4 separate regions of the Homo sapiens genome follow, and regions 2, 3 and 4 are each linked to region 1. Evidence: chromatin contacts called from ENCODE Hi-C or POLR2A ChIA-PET data. All regions are on one chromosome and are shown on one strand. Each heading gives the region's core, a stretch centred on a gene start or an enhancer-like site at or near the end of the contact. The rest is flanking DNA. Distances are from core to core; before and after follow the strand shown.

The links. A loop is a pair of places that touch in the nucleus more often than their neighbours do. ChIA-PET counts read pairs that join two places held with the same protein, here RNA polymerase II (POLR2A). Pooled maps may share reads with other maps.
Region 2: a map of naive thymus-derived CD4-positive, alpha-beta T cell shows a loop between it and region 1 (4-fold over the local background). The contact joins the promoter of NKAP here to the promoter of PGRMC1 in region 1. A Hi-C loop is called at or near these places in 1 of 168 maps with a recorded cell type or tissue (naive thymus-derived CD4-positive, alpha-beta T cell) and 14 of 50 pooled maps. POLR2A ChIA-PET finds 5 or more read pairs at or near these places in 2 of 52 experiments (GM12878 and T-cell).
Region 3: a loop to region 1 is called in a pooled map, with 4 times the contacts of the local background. The contact joins the enhancer-like site here to the promoter of PGRMC1 in region 1. A Hi-C loop is called at or near these places in 8 of 50 pooled maps. POLR2A ChIA-PET finds 5 or more read pairs at or near these places in 2 of 52 experiments (OCI-LY7 and PC-9).
Region 4: a pooled map shows a loop between it and region 1 (6-fold over the local background). The contact joins the promoter of RPL39 here to the promoter of PGRMC1 in region 1. A Hi-C loop is called at or near these places in 10 of 50 pooled maps. POLR2A ChIA-PET finds 5 or more read pairs at or near these places in 2 of 52 experiments (WTC11 and activated CD4-positive, alpha-beta T cell).

Annotation. Positions count from the first base shown.
Region 1 is chrX:119,234,063-119,237,999 of GRCh38, forward strand. It overlaps PGRMC1 (progesterone receptor membrane component 1), which reads left to right and starts at 2,223. Exons shown (of 3, transcript NM_006667.5): 1 at 2,223-2,629. The coding sequence starts at 2,302. It also overlaps the pseudogene NUDT19P6. RefSeq lists silencers at 1,946-1,995, 2,026-2,285, 2,686-2,835.
Region 2 is chrX:119,942,075-119,946,011 of GRCh38, forward strand. NKAP (NFKB activating protein) reads right to left here and starts at 1,677. Exons shown (of 9, transcript NM_024528.4): 1 at 1,146-1,677. The coding sequence starts at 1,531. RefSeq lists an enhancer at 1,414-1,914.
Region 3 is chrX:118,534,777-118,538,713 of GRCh38, forward strand. All of the region lies in intron 1 of DOCK11 (dedicator of cytokinesis 11), which reads left to right. Among named protein-coding and RNA genes, the nearest start is that of DOCK11, 41 kb to the left of the region's middle. RefSeq lists enhancers at 1,394-1,443, 1,674-1,753, 2,154-2,203. Within about 2 kb of position 2,080, at least 8 of the 41 ENCODE cell types and tissues checked have a DNase peak (open chromatin) inside an H3K27ac peak, as active enhancers do; they include OCI-LY7, where a contact is called at or near this core.
Region 4 is chrX:119,789,359-119,793,295 of GRCh38, forward strand. It overlaps RPL39 (ribosomal protein L39), which reads right to left and starts at 2,272. Exons shown (of 3, transcript NM_001000.4): 1 at 2,216-2,272; 2 at 550-653. The coding sequence starts at 2,218. LOC107985694 (a long non-coding RNA gene) reads left to right here and starts at 2,358. Exons shown (of 3, transcript XR_001755949.2): 1 at 2,358-2,659. RefSeq lists enhancers at 78-137, 2,007-2,266.

The DNA.
Region 1 (3,937 bases), core at 973-3,472:
GATAGCTGGGCATGGGAAGATTGTGAATTATTTGCGCAGGAAGGCTGCATCTTGGTCATGAAGAAAGGGAGATTTGTAGCTTATTTGCTTTTTCTTTTTGCTATTTCATGCTCCCACCAGCCTGATTCCCTTTCCCTAATTAGGACTCCAGAATGATGATATTTGAATGGCCTTTTAATGGTTTTGTCACAATTCAAGTGAATTAATTCGCCATTTTATTTGAAGTCGGACATTTAGGTTGTTTCCAGTTTTTCTGTATTAAAAATGAATCTCTGCTGAGCATCTTAGTAATGAAATATTTGTCTGCGTTTCTGTCTCCTTGGGATGGATTCCTGAAAATGGAATTACTAGGTCAAAGAGCAGATTTCTAGAAGTGGGATTAATGGATAGAAAATATTTTTATGGATAATAAAAGGTTATACCCAACAGCGTATGTGAGTCTCACCACTCTCTCGCCAATAGTGTGTTATCCTTTTTTTTTTCCCTTTTATCTTTCCTGTAGAAAAGTAGTAGGTGACAGCGGCATCTCCATGCTTTTCTTTTTGTTACTAATGAGACTGAACATTTTTCATATGCTTATTCACCACTGGCATGCTCTCTTTTGTGAACTACCTGTTCCTATTTTTTCCCATTTATTGACTAGAATCTTATACATTTTCTTATCAATCCAAATGATCTCTCAAATAAATATTAACCCTTTGTCATATTAGTTGCAAATGAAAATATTTTATAAGTTTATTAGCTTTCTAAATTTTCTTGGCCATACATGTTAAAAGAGATAGATTCTAACTATAGACAAGTGCCCTCAGTTTGAGCCTGTTTCTCCATGATTAAATTGAAGAGTTTTGACAAAAGATTTGGAGGGGCTGTTTCAGCTAATCCCAAATTTAGCTCTGAGAAAAATGCCTGGGCCCGATACAAAGATTGTTTGGCTCATTGCACTTTATAATGATTTAAGAAGATGTGGGGGGCAGGGATGGAAGCAGTTTTTGCCAGAAATTTTTAGAATTCTGAGGTAGGAAGCCAATCTTTACTCAAGTCTCTTGCGTGTTGGGAGGAGGAGTAAGTTATGTGCAAGCCAACAGAACACTTGGTGGAAAAGTACTGCTCTGGGCTGCAGATGTGTGCACGGCTTGGTTTTAATTATTTGTTTCCCTCTCTATCCTTTCTTCTCCTCCCCTCCCCCCGCCACCAGAAAAAGGGCCAGATTAGGACGAGGCAACCCCTTCCTCCGTGGAGGTCTGCTTCTGTGCAGCCTGTTAGCACATCAAAGGCCGGATGAAATACCTAGGAAAGGAAGGGACCAGGCCTAGGATCCTTCCAAACTCCCGCCTTTGTCTGGGCTCCAGCTCAGGGTTATTGTGACTGCCAAGGGTAGCCTGACAGACTCCAAATAGAAGAACGCTGCCAAACAAAGAAACTTTCACATTATTCTGAGGGGGGAAAAAAGAGCAACAAGAGAACGTTGCTTGTTAATGCCTGGTGACTGAGCAAATCAGTAATTGCAAAAGGGTTTTTCGGAGAACAAACCCAAAGTTAACTGGGCGATCAGATTCGTTTCCCCAGATAATAGGGAGAGTTGTGCACTGACTTTAGCAATCCCGGGGGTGTCGGTCCCACAGCATCTGGGGGAGAATTGGGGAAGGGCCATCAAGGAGAGCGAATGGGGGTTCCCAAGGTGAAAATGAGTCGTGTAGGGCTCTAACATAGAAAATGGAGTTCGAAGAATGAGTTTCCTGTCTCCTAAGACAGCTTGGAGGGCCCGGGAACGGCAGGGGGAAGATGAGGGGCTTCAGAATGGGAGGCAGGGAAAAGCCTGCAGCAACAGAAAGGGAGTCGGTGTCTGGCGCGCATCAGGTGGCGGAGGGGCGCTCGCACAGAGCCCGGCAATGCCGAGGCCCTCCCAACGGGTCGGTCTGCGAGGAGCAAAAAAGGGGTTCAGAGGAGGGCAGCGCGTGCGTCGCGCTCAGCTATAGGATGGCGCGAGGATGGCGTGAGGCTGGGCTGGGGCCTCCCAGGTAGAACTGAGGGGGGCACCGCGCGGCCGCGGGGGAGCGGCGCCGGACTCTAGAGGCTTTGGAGGGGGCCTGAGGGCTGCGGGGCGGGACCGAGCAGGGCGGGGCGCTTAGGTGGCCTCGGGGGAGGCGGGGCTTGGAGGCTCCGCCCCTCAGGCCCCGCCTCCTCCCCGGCTAGTCTTTGGCCGCCGCCGAACCCCGCGCGCCACTCGCTCGCTCAGAGGGAGGAGAAAGTGGCGAGTTCCGGATCCCTGCCTAGCGCGGCCCAACCTTTACTCCAGAGATCATGGCTGCCGAGGATGTGGTGGCGACTGGCGCCGACCCAAGCGATCTGGAGAGCGGCGGGCTGCTGCATGAGATTTTCACGTCGCCGCTCAACCTGCTGCTGCTTGGCCTCTGCATCTTCCTGCTCTACAAGATCGTGCGCGGGGACCAGCCGGCGGCCAGCGGCGACAGCGACGACGACGAGCCGCCCCCTCTGCCCCGCCTCAAGCGGCGCGACTTCACCCCCGCCGAGCTGCGGCGCTTCGACGGCGTCCAGGACCCGCGCATACTCATGGCCATCAACGGCAAGGTGTTCGATGTGACCAAAGGCCGCAAATTCTACGGGCCCGGTACGCGGCCGGCGAGGGGGGCTTGGAGACAAAAGAAGGGGGCCCCGGCACGGGGCTGGGCGGGAGAGAGGCGAGGCGGGAGCGGGGCGCCCCTGAGTGGAGGGAGGAATGGCGGCGAGCTAGGGTAGGCGGGTAGGCGGGCAGGCGGAGAGCCGGGAGGCTCCCGGGGCGGGCAGGGAACAAGAGGCGCTCTAGAGGGGCTGCGGGCCAGTCAGGGACGCGGATCCCCGGCCCGCGCTGACAGCGCTGGGAGGGGGTTAGAGAAAGAAGGCTGAGGCGCTTAAGCCGGGGGTGGGTGGGACCACGAAGCTCGAAGGCGTTGAGGGGGGACACATCAAAGCCCAGGCTGTTGGGGTAGTTTTCGAAGGTCCTGGGCTTGGGGATTCCTGGAAGGAGGAGGGGGTAGTGTCGGGTTCTAGGAAGGAAATGAGGGTGTTCCGAGGGAGGCATGGGGGAGGGCGAGAGTGAGAAAAGGTCCAGACCTAGAGAAGACGGGAAGGCCAATGACACCGGGAGTAGGTTTGAAATATGAGGGTGTGGGAGAAAACGCCGAGACGGGATTAGCAGCAGGTAAAAGCTTTGTGCCCGGTGGATAGTGATGTGTGTGTGCACTCGTGGTGTGTGCATGCGCGGTGTGTGCGTGTTTAGTGTATGTGATTTATCAGGGGTGTGTGTGTGTGGTGTGTGCATGCGCGCTTGAAATGGGTCATGCGTCAGGTATGTGTGTGGCATGTGTTTGGTCTGTGTGCGCTTGTGCTGTGTGTGGCAGATGGGGAAAGGCTGGAAGGTGAACAAGGAGGAAGGGGGCTGTTTGAGGGAGGAATAAAGGCTGAATATGGTGGACAATGGTAACGTGGCAAGCTTTTAAGGTAATATGGTATTTAGTCTATAGCAGGAGAGAAAGGATTAGAAGCCAAGAAAAATTAAAATGGAGGGAGGGAGAAGTGGGAGGATACCAAGAAACAAAAGGAGTAGAGCTAAGAAGACTGCTGGGTGGGGGGATATCAGGAAAAGCCAACCAGAGGGAAATGAAGAATGGATGACTGCTGCACTGCTGAGCTGTTGGAGAAGGCAGGCCTGATGGGTTCCTTAGAGGCGAGGTTTTTGCAAACCTGGTTGCGTATCAGAATCACCTGATGCATCTGAGGAAAAATACAGATTCCCAGTCTAACCGCCAGAGCTGCAAATGAGTCTCGGGTGGTCCGGGAGTCTGTATTTTAATATGCTTCCCAGGCGAATTTGAAAAGCAGCCAGGCTTGCAAAGTCCTGCTTTATAGAATACTTGGAGATGAGGAAGAAGAGGTTTTG
Region 2 (3,937 bases), core at 427-2,926, 710 kb after region 1:
AGAAATATTACAGGCATTGAGAGGTAGGTTAAAGTTCCAACAGTTGGGAGATGTCTTGAGTCTTTTTCTTCCGGCAGTGGGAGGTAATAAAGTATAGTGATGAAAAGGACAGGCTCGGCAGGGCATGTGGGGTCATACCTGTAATCTCAGCACTTCCGGAGGCCAACGTGGGAGGATCACTTGAGCCCAGAAATTCGATACCAGCCTGGGCAACATGGTGAAACCCTGTCTCTACCAAAAAATACGAAAATAAGCCGGGTGTGGTGGTGCGCACCTATAGTCCCAGCTATGAGGGAGGCTGAGGTGGGAGGATCACTTGAGCCCAAGAAGGTGGAGGCTGCAGTGAGCCAAGATTGCACCACTGCACTCCAACCTGGGCGACAGAGCTAGACCCTGTCTCAAAAACAAAACAAAACAATCCCCAAGCTATGCATTTTTCCACTCCAATACTCACTTTGATTAGAGATCTAGTCTCATCCTGGCGTCATTTTTCGAGGTCAAGACTGAGACCACTTAACAAGACCTTCCTCAAAGTGGGGTCATCTATAGCTTATCAGATCACTTTTCCTACATGCATCTAATCGTCTTGTCTGAGGGGAAGGTTTATTTCCTCTCCAACTTAAACCCTTGATTTCATTCCTTCCTAATTCCCCACAAAACGTTTCTACATAAATATCCTGTTATCTCAGACCTGTAAGTTCCTTCATTCAACAAGCAATGGTTGAGCGCCTATAAAGTACCAGGCACTTAGAATTCTGTGATCAGAATTCTCCTCCGTTCACTGGCTCCTCCTTTCCATGAGCTCAGTCTAGTGGGGAATACAAATATATTCACGAATGATAATGACACAACCAGGTAAATGCTACAGTTCTGGTAGGTCTGAACTCTCGGCAATATTCGCTAACAAGACAGGAGGCGGAAGGGGGTAGCGGGAGACCAGGGCACTATATGAAGGGGCCTGAGGGTAAGGGAAAATGAAAAGGACGAATAAAGGGTTGTCGTGGGTGGATTAAAGAAAGGGATGAAAATGGGCGCAAGGCAAGCAGAGTGAGCGAAATGCGAATAGTCAGAAGCGGAATGAATGATAGATCGGACTCCAAAGGCACGTAGGCTCGTACAAGAGAAAGTGCGGCCGTCTCACTCACTTCTGCCGCAGGCTCTCCTCCCTCTCCTTGTCGAGGAGGCTAGGCCAAGGCTTGTCGCTCCCGTAGGGGCGCGAGTAGCTGCCGTAATAGACTGACGAGGAGGCAGAAGCGAAGGGGATGCCCCGGGGCGCAGAGGGCCGCTCTCTAGAACGCGACCGCGAGCGTGAGCGGTAGGACTGGTTTCGGGAGCCTTGGCTGAGGCCACCCAGCTGATGGGTGAGTCCATTCCGGTCCCCGGACCGAGAGCAAGAGTGCGAGCGAGAGCGGCGGCCCCGCGGGGAGCGGGCAGATTTGCTGGGCTTCGGACTCTTCGACGAACTGCGACGTCTTCCCCCCGAGCCCGAGGCCTCCCTATCCGGGCTGCGTGAGCCGGACACCGGAGCCATGGCTACTGGGGGGCCCCAGCAGCCGTGGGACAAGGGGGCGCTCTCGCGAGCCTAGGAAGATGTCTGTTGCCTTGGTTCCCGGGACCTGCCGCTGCGGAACAGCCCAAATCTGAGGAAACCTTGGACACAGTTCTGGGTACTTCTGCAAAACCCTTCCCCGGATCTAGGCGGTCGTCACCGACAGGAAGCGATGTGTGCATCAATATAAATAAGCCGGTGGGGCAACTAGATTGCGTGCATCCTTCCAGTTCCGAGTGAGGCTCCTCAAGTCTAAGCAAGAGACCAAGTTCTTTCTCAGCCTTGAACTTGAAACACTTGAAGGGAAGTATATATTTCAAACACAATATACAGTATACATTTCACTGAGTGGCCGTATGAACAAGACAGTTAATTCTGCTTGTGTTTCCTGTGCTTTCTGTGTGTATTTATATATAAATGTGTGTGTGTGTGTGTATGTCATGTATGAAAGTATGAATGTGTATTTTCTTTTTCTTTCCAATCCCAAGCAAATCGGGAGGGTTTTTCGCGACTGGGGATTAGCTATGGTGTCTAAGCCCCATATTGCCGTGTTAGCTTAGAGGGCGCAAATTTTGTTAATGACTCGCGCCTGATAAACTTCAATTAAGTTTCCCGCCTAGAGAAAAACTGCATACTTATCCCCTAGCCACCGTCTCCACCAATATGCCCCAGCAAAAGGAGGTTTTTTTTTTTTGAGACTGGAACTCACTCTGCTCACTCTGTCGCCCAGGATGGAGTACAGTGGCAAGATCTCAGCTCCCTGCAAACCTCCGCCTCCCCGGGCTCAAGCTATCCTCCCACCTCAGCCTCCTGAATAGCTGGGATTACAGGCGCATGCGACACCAAGCCTGGGTAGTTTTTTTTTTGAGGGGGGTCGGGGGAAACAGGGTTTCACCTTGTTGCCCAGGTGGTCTTGAACTCCTGGGCTCAAGCGATCCGCCAGCCTCGGCCTCCCAAAGTGCTAGGATTATAGGTGTGAGCCACTGCGTCTGGCTTGTATTTTTTTCCCCAAAAAGTGTCATTTTATTTTTTATTTTTTTATTTTTGAGACAAGGGCTCCCTCTGTCATCCAGGCTGGAGTGCAGTGGCTATCCTGGCTCACTGCAACCTCCGCCTCCCAGGTTCAAGTGATTCTCCTGCCTCAGCCTCCTGAGTAGCTGGGATTACAGACATGTGCCATCATGCACAGCTAATTTTTTATTATTTTTTAAATTTGTACAAATCTATGGGATACATGTGAAATTTTGTTACATGTATATAATGTGTAGTGATGACGTCAGGGTATTTAAGGTGTCCATTATCTGAGCACAATACATTTTTGTTAAGTGTACTCTCGGCCTGGTATGGTGGCTCACGTCTGTAATCCCAGCACTTTGGGAGGCAGAGGCGGGTGGATCACTTGAGGTCAGGAGTTTGAGACCAGCCTGGCCAACATGGCGAAACCCTGTCTCCACTAAAAATACAAAAATTAGCTGGGCCTGGTGGCACGTGCCTGTAATCTCAGCTACTAGGGTGGCTGAGGCACGAGAATCGCTTGAACCCGGGAGGCTGAGGTTGCAGTGAGCCGAGAGTGAGATTGCACCACTGCACTCCAGCCTGGGCAACAGAGTGAGACTGTGTTTCCAAAAAAAAATAGTGTACTCTCACTCTACCATGCTGTCAATATCAAACATTGAATTTGGGGCTGGGCATGGTGACTTACACCTGTAACTCCAGAAATTTGGGAGGCCGAGGCGGGCCAATCACTTGAGCCCAGGAGTTGGAGACCAGCCTGGGAAACATAGGGAGACCCTGTCTCTACAAAAAATTTAAAAATTTGGCGAGTGTGGTGGTGCATGCCAGCTACTCAGGAGACTGAGGTGGGAGGAACACTTACTTGAGCCCGGAAATCGAAGTTGCAGTGAGCCGTGATTGATCCACTGCACTCCATGGGCGACAGAGTGAGACACTGTCTTAAAACAACAACAAAAACCATTGAATTTATTTCTTCTATCTTACTGTATGTTTGTACCCTTTAACCTATTTCTCTTCATCCTTCTGCTTCCTCCCACATACCCTACCCAGCCTCTATTATCTATCCAGCAAAAGGAATTTGTAATCCCCTCTTTGTCCAGCTCCTTAAACTAGTCTCATTGTATGCCAGCCCAGCAATATAGAGTTAAGGATCAGTATTCCTATTCTTTTTTTTTTTTTTTTTTTTTTTTTACATGGAGTCTCGCTCTGTAAGCAGGCTGGAGTGCAGTGGCGTGATCTTGGCTCACTGCAATCTCTGCCTCTAGGGTTCAAGCTATTTTCCTGCCTCAGCCTCCTGAGTAGCTGGGATTACAGGGGCGTGCCACCATGCCCAGCTAATTTTTGTAGTTTTAGTAGAGACAGAGTTTCACCATG
Region 3 (3,937 bases), core at 830-3,329, 700 kb before region 1:
CTGGCTTTGTAGTTCTCAGGGCTCTCTGCTAGGTTGTGTGGAGGATATTGAGGTGAATTAGACATGGTCCCTTGACAATAGCGTACTGTTGTTTTTTTTTGTAATTTGATTCTTAACCACTTGAAATTGAATCTGCCAACTCCTTTCCCCCAAGTAAAAGACCTAAGGTGCTAATCCCTACTCACTGATGACAAATGCTAAATTGGAAGCAACAGCTTAGGAATGCAAAGATCCTTATCCAATTACATTACAAGCTCTCTAAGCCAGTCATGTTCAGCATCATCAGGGCGATAGGAAGGCAAGATCTCACTTTGGTAAGAATGATAGCGTAGTTTGAGTAAGTTTTAGAAAATTCTAAAATGCAAAGTTCATTCAAGGAAATAAAATGTGGTAGGAGCTGAGAAAATGATTTGCTTTTGTTAAGTTCAACGCATAAAGGTTTATGTGGATCATGGTTAAGAGCACTGGCTTGGGAGTCCATCAGATAAAGATTTGAATCCCAGCTCCACAAATATGTGACACTGGACCTGCCTAAGCCTCAATTTCCTCATCTGTAAAATGGGCATAATAAAATAACCTCTCACAGGATTTTGGGGAGAATTAGATGAGATCATAGATATAAAACGCTTAACCGAGTATACAGCAATGCTTAATGTAAGTGGTAACAGAAAGTACAAGGCACTGTTTGCTGACCGAACCGGTGTTTTTGATCCTGCCTAGGAGACTAAGTAAACCACCCAAAAAGCAGTTAAGTATCCAGGGAATGTTATATATGAGTAAATGCCACAATAGATGGGAAAGACAATAAGGGCTGTTGGGGAGCGAGGAGGGCTATGCTATCATAAGAATCAGGTGAGCTAAGTGTGGGTTGGTAATAAACATGACCCACTGGTCTCATGGAAAGTATGACTTTTCCCTTAGCCGTTTACTTTAAGAAAGGTCAGTGTCCTGAATGCAGTTTGTATTTAGATTCTTATGCCAAGATTTTCCCCAGAAAATAATCTTTATGAAAAGATGTTCATGTCTATTTTGGCAAGTTGGGTTCTGCTAGTTAAAAAGATGCCCCTCCCGCCCCACCACATCACCATTAGATTGTAGTTATGCAAAGCTCCTTCAGTAATTGGAGTTCCTATTGGGGAAGAGACAAAGAGATGAGCTGCTGAAAGATGGTCACATTTGGAACAAACAGGCCATGGTCATAACAAAGTCAAATACTCTTTATTTGAACCTTATGAAGAAATTTCTTACAGGCTGGACACAGTGGCTCATGCCAGCACTTTGGGAGGCTTGATGGGTGGATCACTTGACCTCAGGAGTTTGAGACCAGCCTGGGCAACACGGCAAAACCCCGTCTCTATAAAAAATACAAAAATTAGCCTGATGTGGTGGCACACATGTGTAGTCCCAGCTACTTGGGAGGCTGAGGTGGGAGGATTGCCTGAGCCCAGGGAGGTTGAGGCTGCAGTGAGCTGTGATCAAACTACTACACTCCATCCTGGGCGACAGAGTAAGACCTTGTCTCAAAAAAAAAAAAATCCTTACAGTTATGGTTCCATTATTGACATGCTGTATAGGGTTCCTCTCTAGAAGTCTCTAATCTACAGTGGTGGCATCTCTCACTTCTGTGAATCATAATGCAACTTTTGCTTCTCCTCATATTCACACACCACTCTTGACAGTTACCTAGTCTCTGATCTTACAGGGTTTATGAATAAAACTAGAAGGCAAGATGAAATGATCTGAGACCACATAAATCGATATGATGAAATTCTTCTGATTGATCTAATGGGGAATAGAGGGACTCACACATTTTAGTGTGCAAACACACTTGTACAGTTCCTTTTTTGGAAGAAGATATGGCTATCAAAGGGCATGATAGATGCACAGAAATTACAATAGTCTGTGATCAGCTCTCACATCTTGGGTTTATCTACCTTCCCCACGAGACTGTGAACTTCTCAAGGGCAAGGTCTGTTTTTTTATTCACCTCTGCATTACCAGGGGCTAGCACAGGGCCAGAACCTCAGTAGGAACTCAATAAATGCATCTTTATGCTGAACTCACTTTGTTTTCTGTGCTGCCGGAAATTGCATGCCCCCAGTGGCCATTTTGAGTGCAAAGTGTTATTTTAAGATGCTCTCTAGAGAAAGCACTCTAGGCTCTGCTTACAAATGTCTGAGAGGAAAGGAGAGCCGAATGACTAGGGGATCTGGAGAAATTCCTAAGTGAAGGTCGTGGAGAAATGATGGGAAGGAGAGACTCACCTCTTTTTGAGTGTGCTACTTCTATCCCAAGACTGTTGTTATTTTTCATAAGAAAATGCTCAGATGTCATTGAGGCTGTAGTCTGACTGCAATACTGCAAAAAAGCACTTTTGGGCTAATCATTCTCTTTCTGAAACCAGTAGTTGCCATGTTCCTCCTTGTGCTGAAACTCAGTTTGGAGGATGGGGTGGTGGTAGTGGTGGCGTGGTGGTGCAGGGATGTTTTTGAATTGGCTCTGTGCCCTACTGCTCAGCTTTCTGCCTGCTTTCTGGTATCCCTCCCAGTGTGATAAAGGAGAGATTCTATGATGCCAGTGTTCACTTCAGACTTGCAGAAGAGACATTCTTAGAATTCTTAAGGAGAACTAGTTTCTAAAGTAAAAGATTTACCGGTAAACTAATGACCTTTGGTATGGTATTTAAGCAGAAGTAACCCAGGCTCATTTTGCATTGCTTACAGATAAATATTATGTGATTATTCTTGTGTCTTACACATTTCTAATGATAACATAAATATGCCTGCTAGTCAAATGTGCTTTTGGATACATGAGTGGTTGGATGGTTGAATATATACATTCATGTACATTTTTATGTATTTTAGTATTACAAGCATGGTTTTATATTTATACACATACAGTTACGATGATAAAAGATCAGTCATCCTGTACTGCGAATGTACAGGAACCACCACAAAATTGTAAAGTCTAAGTGGTGATGCTATTAGTGACCCTCAGTGAGGATCCATTGTTTCCTCTCTTTGGACCAAGAAGTGGACTGCAACTGAATCTATTCTGACGAGTTTCCTTTTTTGCTATCTGTCCTTTCCACTTATATTAGAAATAAAATTATCTCAATTTATGGAGCTGTGCATTTCTTCCCATTTGTAGAGTTTGCACATAGAAAGCTCATTGAGATTTGGTCCTTAGTGGCCTGAGTAAGCAACGGAAAAGTGTACTGCATCCCACACCATGGTACCAAAATTGGCATTTTTATTTTACTAGAGATAGAAAAATGCAATTTATTCTCCTTTATGGGATGATATGAAGCTTTCTTTTTCAATAAATGTTTTCAATGAAGAAGATATTTGATTTGAAGAAAAATATGAAGTAAATGATAATACAGATGGTGTGGCAAATATGAGGATTATATGTGAATAAGTTCGGGAAACTAATAGAAACAAGGATTAGGAGTTGGGAGACCTGGGTTTGAATCCTGGTTCAGCTCCTAATGTAGACAGATGAACTTAGGCCTCTGAGCCAGTTTCCTGATGGATAAAGTTGAAATGATGGTATTTTCCTTGTCTACTTGACAAAGCGTTTGGTAACAAACAGAATGCATATGAAAGTGTTTTCTTAAGACTGCAAAGTGACCTTGAAATGAATTAACAAAAAATACTAATATTATTAGCAAGTTATTCAAGAAAACTTAGGAGTCAGTGAATGAAAACTTTTAAGAACAAATCATTTTGTTTTGTTTTGTTTTCCCCATGGTGAAAACTGAGTTGGTTCCAAATTTAGGTTGACGGTTTTCCTGTCACTACTTACGGGAAGAAGACTGAAACATATGCTCACTTCTCTCCAGATTGCATAAATGCCTTCGCCTTTTACTTAGCACTGCTCCGGAACTGTATGGAAGTTGCTATTATTTGAATGTTTAAGGTACCATTTATTGTAA
Region 4 (3,937 bases), core at 1,022-3,521, 560 kb after region 1:
CCAGCCTGGCCAATATAGTGAAATACCATCTCTACTAAAAATATAAAACTTAGCTGGGCGTGGTGACGCACGCCTGTAGTCCCAGCTACTCTGAAGGCGGAGGCAAAAGAATCACTTGAACCTGGGAGGCAGAGGTTGCAGTGAGCCGAGATTGTGCCACTGCACTCCAGCCCGGGTAACAGAGCGAGACTCCGTCTCAAAACAAAAACAAAAACAAAAACAAAAACAAAAAGCCTAAAAATACTGACTGGGTCTTCCCCACCAGGATGTGTATAAGACAGCCTTCCACCTTATGACCTAGCTCAGACTGAAGATGACCAGGAAATTAATAAGTATTGGAGAATTATCTGCCCATAAGCCCAGATGTGGGCTGGATGCAGTGCAGAAACAAAGGAAGTACGTTTTTAAAAACGAATTTGAGAATGCTGTCAAAGGGTGGATTGGATTGCATGCAATTTTAATCATGTATTTATACTCAAAAAGTAACCCTGGCCAGACACAGTGGCTCTTACATTTAGCAAAATACAAGCAGTATGATGGAGGTCTTACCTGATTTTATTTCCAGTTTTCATCCGAATCCACTGGGGAATGGGACGATTTTGCTTTTGTTTCTTGGCCAGGAATCGCTTAATCCTGAAAGTCTTGTGAGAAGACTGGGAAGAAAATGCAATCAATTTAGACAATATTAGAGCCTGCCCGAATGATTCAAAGTCAAGAACTCCTTCAAACCAACATTTGAGTGCTTAACACATACCCCAGCCCCAAAATCTTCTCAATGCTAAGCCATCAAGCCAAGCAAGTCTCTGACCCTCACAACTTCTCTGGGGGCAGATACCACAGTTTCCATCGTTCAGATAAAATAAGTGGAATCCGGTTAAGAAACATGCACAAAATCAGAGCATCAATGTGCAGAACCAGGATTCAAACCCAGGTCCTTTCTGCTCCACAGCCAGAGGCTACCTTTCAATTTACCCTGTGGTCCCCCAAGGACTCAGACGACCACACTGGGAATGGCTAGGGAATCTGGCTTCCTGGGAAGAACACAGCTTTGAGTCAAACAGAACCACCTACCTACCATTTGCAAGTCAACGAATCTCAGTGCTCTACTTTGTAAAACAGGGGTACGTACTTTTCAAGTGTTATTGGGAGGGTAATTAAGACTTAGGGAAAGTCCCTGACATTCAGAAGATCTAACCTACTCACCATTTCGGTATTAATCCTAACTCTATCTCTACTGCTAAATTTCACTGGCTAAAAAAATAAACTTTTAAATTTAAAAATAAATGAAATGTCACTTTTCCAAGGATGACTGTCTCAATTTCTAGTTGCATCTTTTGGCTTTCATCTAAGGCCAACCCCAATACTCCCCCAAATCTACAGAATAATCTTGCAAAATTGGCACGGATGCAGGTTTAATGCCTGGCCAACCTGGACGAACATACCCTTGCATAATAATGGGAGCCAATACAAAGAAGGCAAAGATTACACCCCGTCCCCCATCCACAGTAGCAGTTGTAAATTTTGTCAAGTAATAAATTACTTGACAAGTAATAAAATACCAGTACTTATCGCCTCCATATCTAGAAATCAACATTTTACATTTCCCAGTAAAGAGTGACTGGTTCGCTGCTGCCATTTACTAAGAAGGCCAGAATGACACACAGGTTCGCAAAACACCCCTTGTTCTAGGCGCTTCCACGGGGTGACGCTCAAGTCTCTGAATAAACGTCCTCTAAACAAAAGTCCTGGGATCTAAAAATGCGGTTCGCTTCTCCACGCCAAGCTAAACCCTTTTCGAAAACCAGTAGCCCACAATACCCTCCTGATTACCCTCCACGTTGCGCATGCCACGGGCAGCCCACAGTCAGGCCACGATTTCGGGGGTGGCTGCCACCTCCCACCCCCCGCCTCCAGAACGAGTTCGCTACAAGCGAAGGGAAACCGGAATCCCTGCCCGACTCGGCAGCGGCCGGGCAAAGAAAGAGCCCCCTTGAATCCGCGGCCGCAGCGCAGCCCGTCCCTCTCCAGGTTGCTCGCTGGCTCACTAGCTTCCCTCCAGGCCACGAAAGACAACAGTGGCCGAACTGGATATTTTCTTGAAAAAGCCTTTAAAAGGCTCCCGCCCCTCAACGCTCCGCGCGGCCCAGGCATTTCCTGGCAGCGGCCTCGGGTTTTGGGAAGCCACCCCGGGGCCGATGGGGGCCGATGGACTTACCATGGCGAGCAGCGGAGTCAAGAACACACCACGATGGCGGAGAAAGGAAGAGGAGGGAAGCTGGCGGAAGAACGAGCTTAGAAGGCGCTTCCGATGGGCGGAGTTTAGGAGGTGACGCTATGCACCGACCGCCTCTTCTAGTGCCTTCTCTGTCTAGCGGTGCGCTCCCGTGGCGCCGTGGGAAAGCGCGCTGGTTTCTGCCAAATGCAGTTAGCTTTGCTTCGCTTCCCTAAGTGCGTTCCCCCAGGGGCCCGGCAGTGTGCTAGGGGCACCCTGCTTCGTAAGTGAGGCAGACAGCCCGTGATAAATGCCAAAGTAGAAGCCCCTCCGAAAAATTAAGGAGCCGATTGGGCGGGACTAACCCTAAGGGAGGGCAGGGGAAGCGACCGTCACCTCCGGGCGCCGGGGACTCGGAACGCCGGGTCGGAGCTCGGCAGGCGGAGAGTAAGTGCCATTTTCCCAGAGGGTTACGAGTCATTTCGGCCTGGCTGGGAGGTGTGGGAAGGGACAGTCGTGTCGGAGGAAGCCGGAGAAGTTGGAGGGGGTTGGACCACGTGGACGCTTATGTAAGCCTAGGGGTTTTCGACTAGGCGGAAGGTTGCCAATCAAAGTTTTCAACTCAGAAAGTTAGGGACAGAACCTCTTCCTTGGCTGCTAGAAGTCCAGCCTGACATTGTAGCCCGCCTTTGGCAAGATGTACAATAATTAATAACATGCGTTTGGGATGCTAGTGTTCCCCATTTTCATCCTTTTCCCCATTTAAAAGCAAAAACCTTTCCTTTTTGATGAGTAAATAAAATAAACATAAAAATAAGCTGGGCGTGGTGGCTCACGCTTGTAATCCCAGCACTTTGGGAGGCCTAGGCGGGCGGATTACTTGAAACGAGGAGTTCGAGACCAGCCTGGCCAACATGGTGAAACCCCGTCCCTACTAAAAATACAAAAAAACTAACCAGGCGTGGTGGCGGGCGCCTGTAATCTCAGCTACTGCGGGGGCTGAGACAAGAGAATCTCTTGAACCCTGAAGGCGGAGGTTGCAGCGAGCCGAGATTGCGCCACTGCACTCCAGCCTGGGCAACAAGAGCAAAACTCCATCTCAAAAAAGAAAAAGTAAATAAATAAACGCAAAAACCTCCATGTATATTTGCAGTCACCTCAAGCATTTTTACACCAACGGATTACAGCAAGGGTTTTTAACCTGGAGTCCACAAGAGTCCATGTATAGAATTCAGAGGATCCCATGAACTTGAATGGGAAAATACAACTTTATTTTCACCAAATTTAATGAAATGTAATGCTTTCTTTATTTAGGAATGTAGGCAACAGACCACAGTGGCATTAGCAGTACTCGTGACTTGGTCACTAATAGAAACCATAGATGGCTTCATGTTACATTACAGTTGATGCAGATGTCTCCATATATTATTTACACACTCCCTTTAAATTACATTAGTTATAAGTTCACAAATAGAACTATGTTAAGAAGCCCATGTATTACTATAGCACATATTTCCTTTTTTTTTTTTTCAAGACTGAGTCTCCCTTTATTGCCCAGGCTAGAGTGCAATGGCACAATCTTGGCTCACTGCAACCTCCGCCTCCCGGGTTCAAGTGATTCTCATGCCTCAGCCTCCCGAGTAGCTGGGACTACAGGCACGCACTACCACACCCAGCTAATTTTTGTATTTTTAGTAGAGACGGAGTTTCGCCATGTTGGCTAAG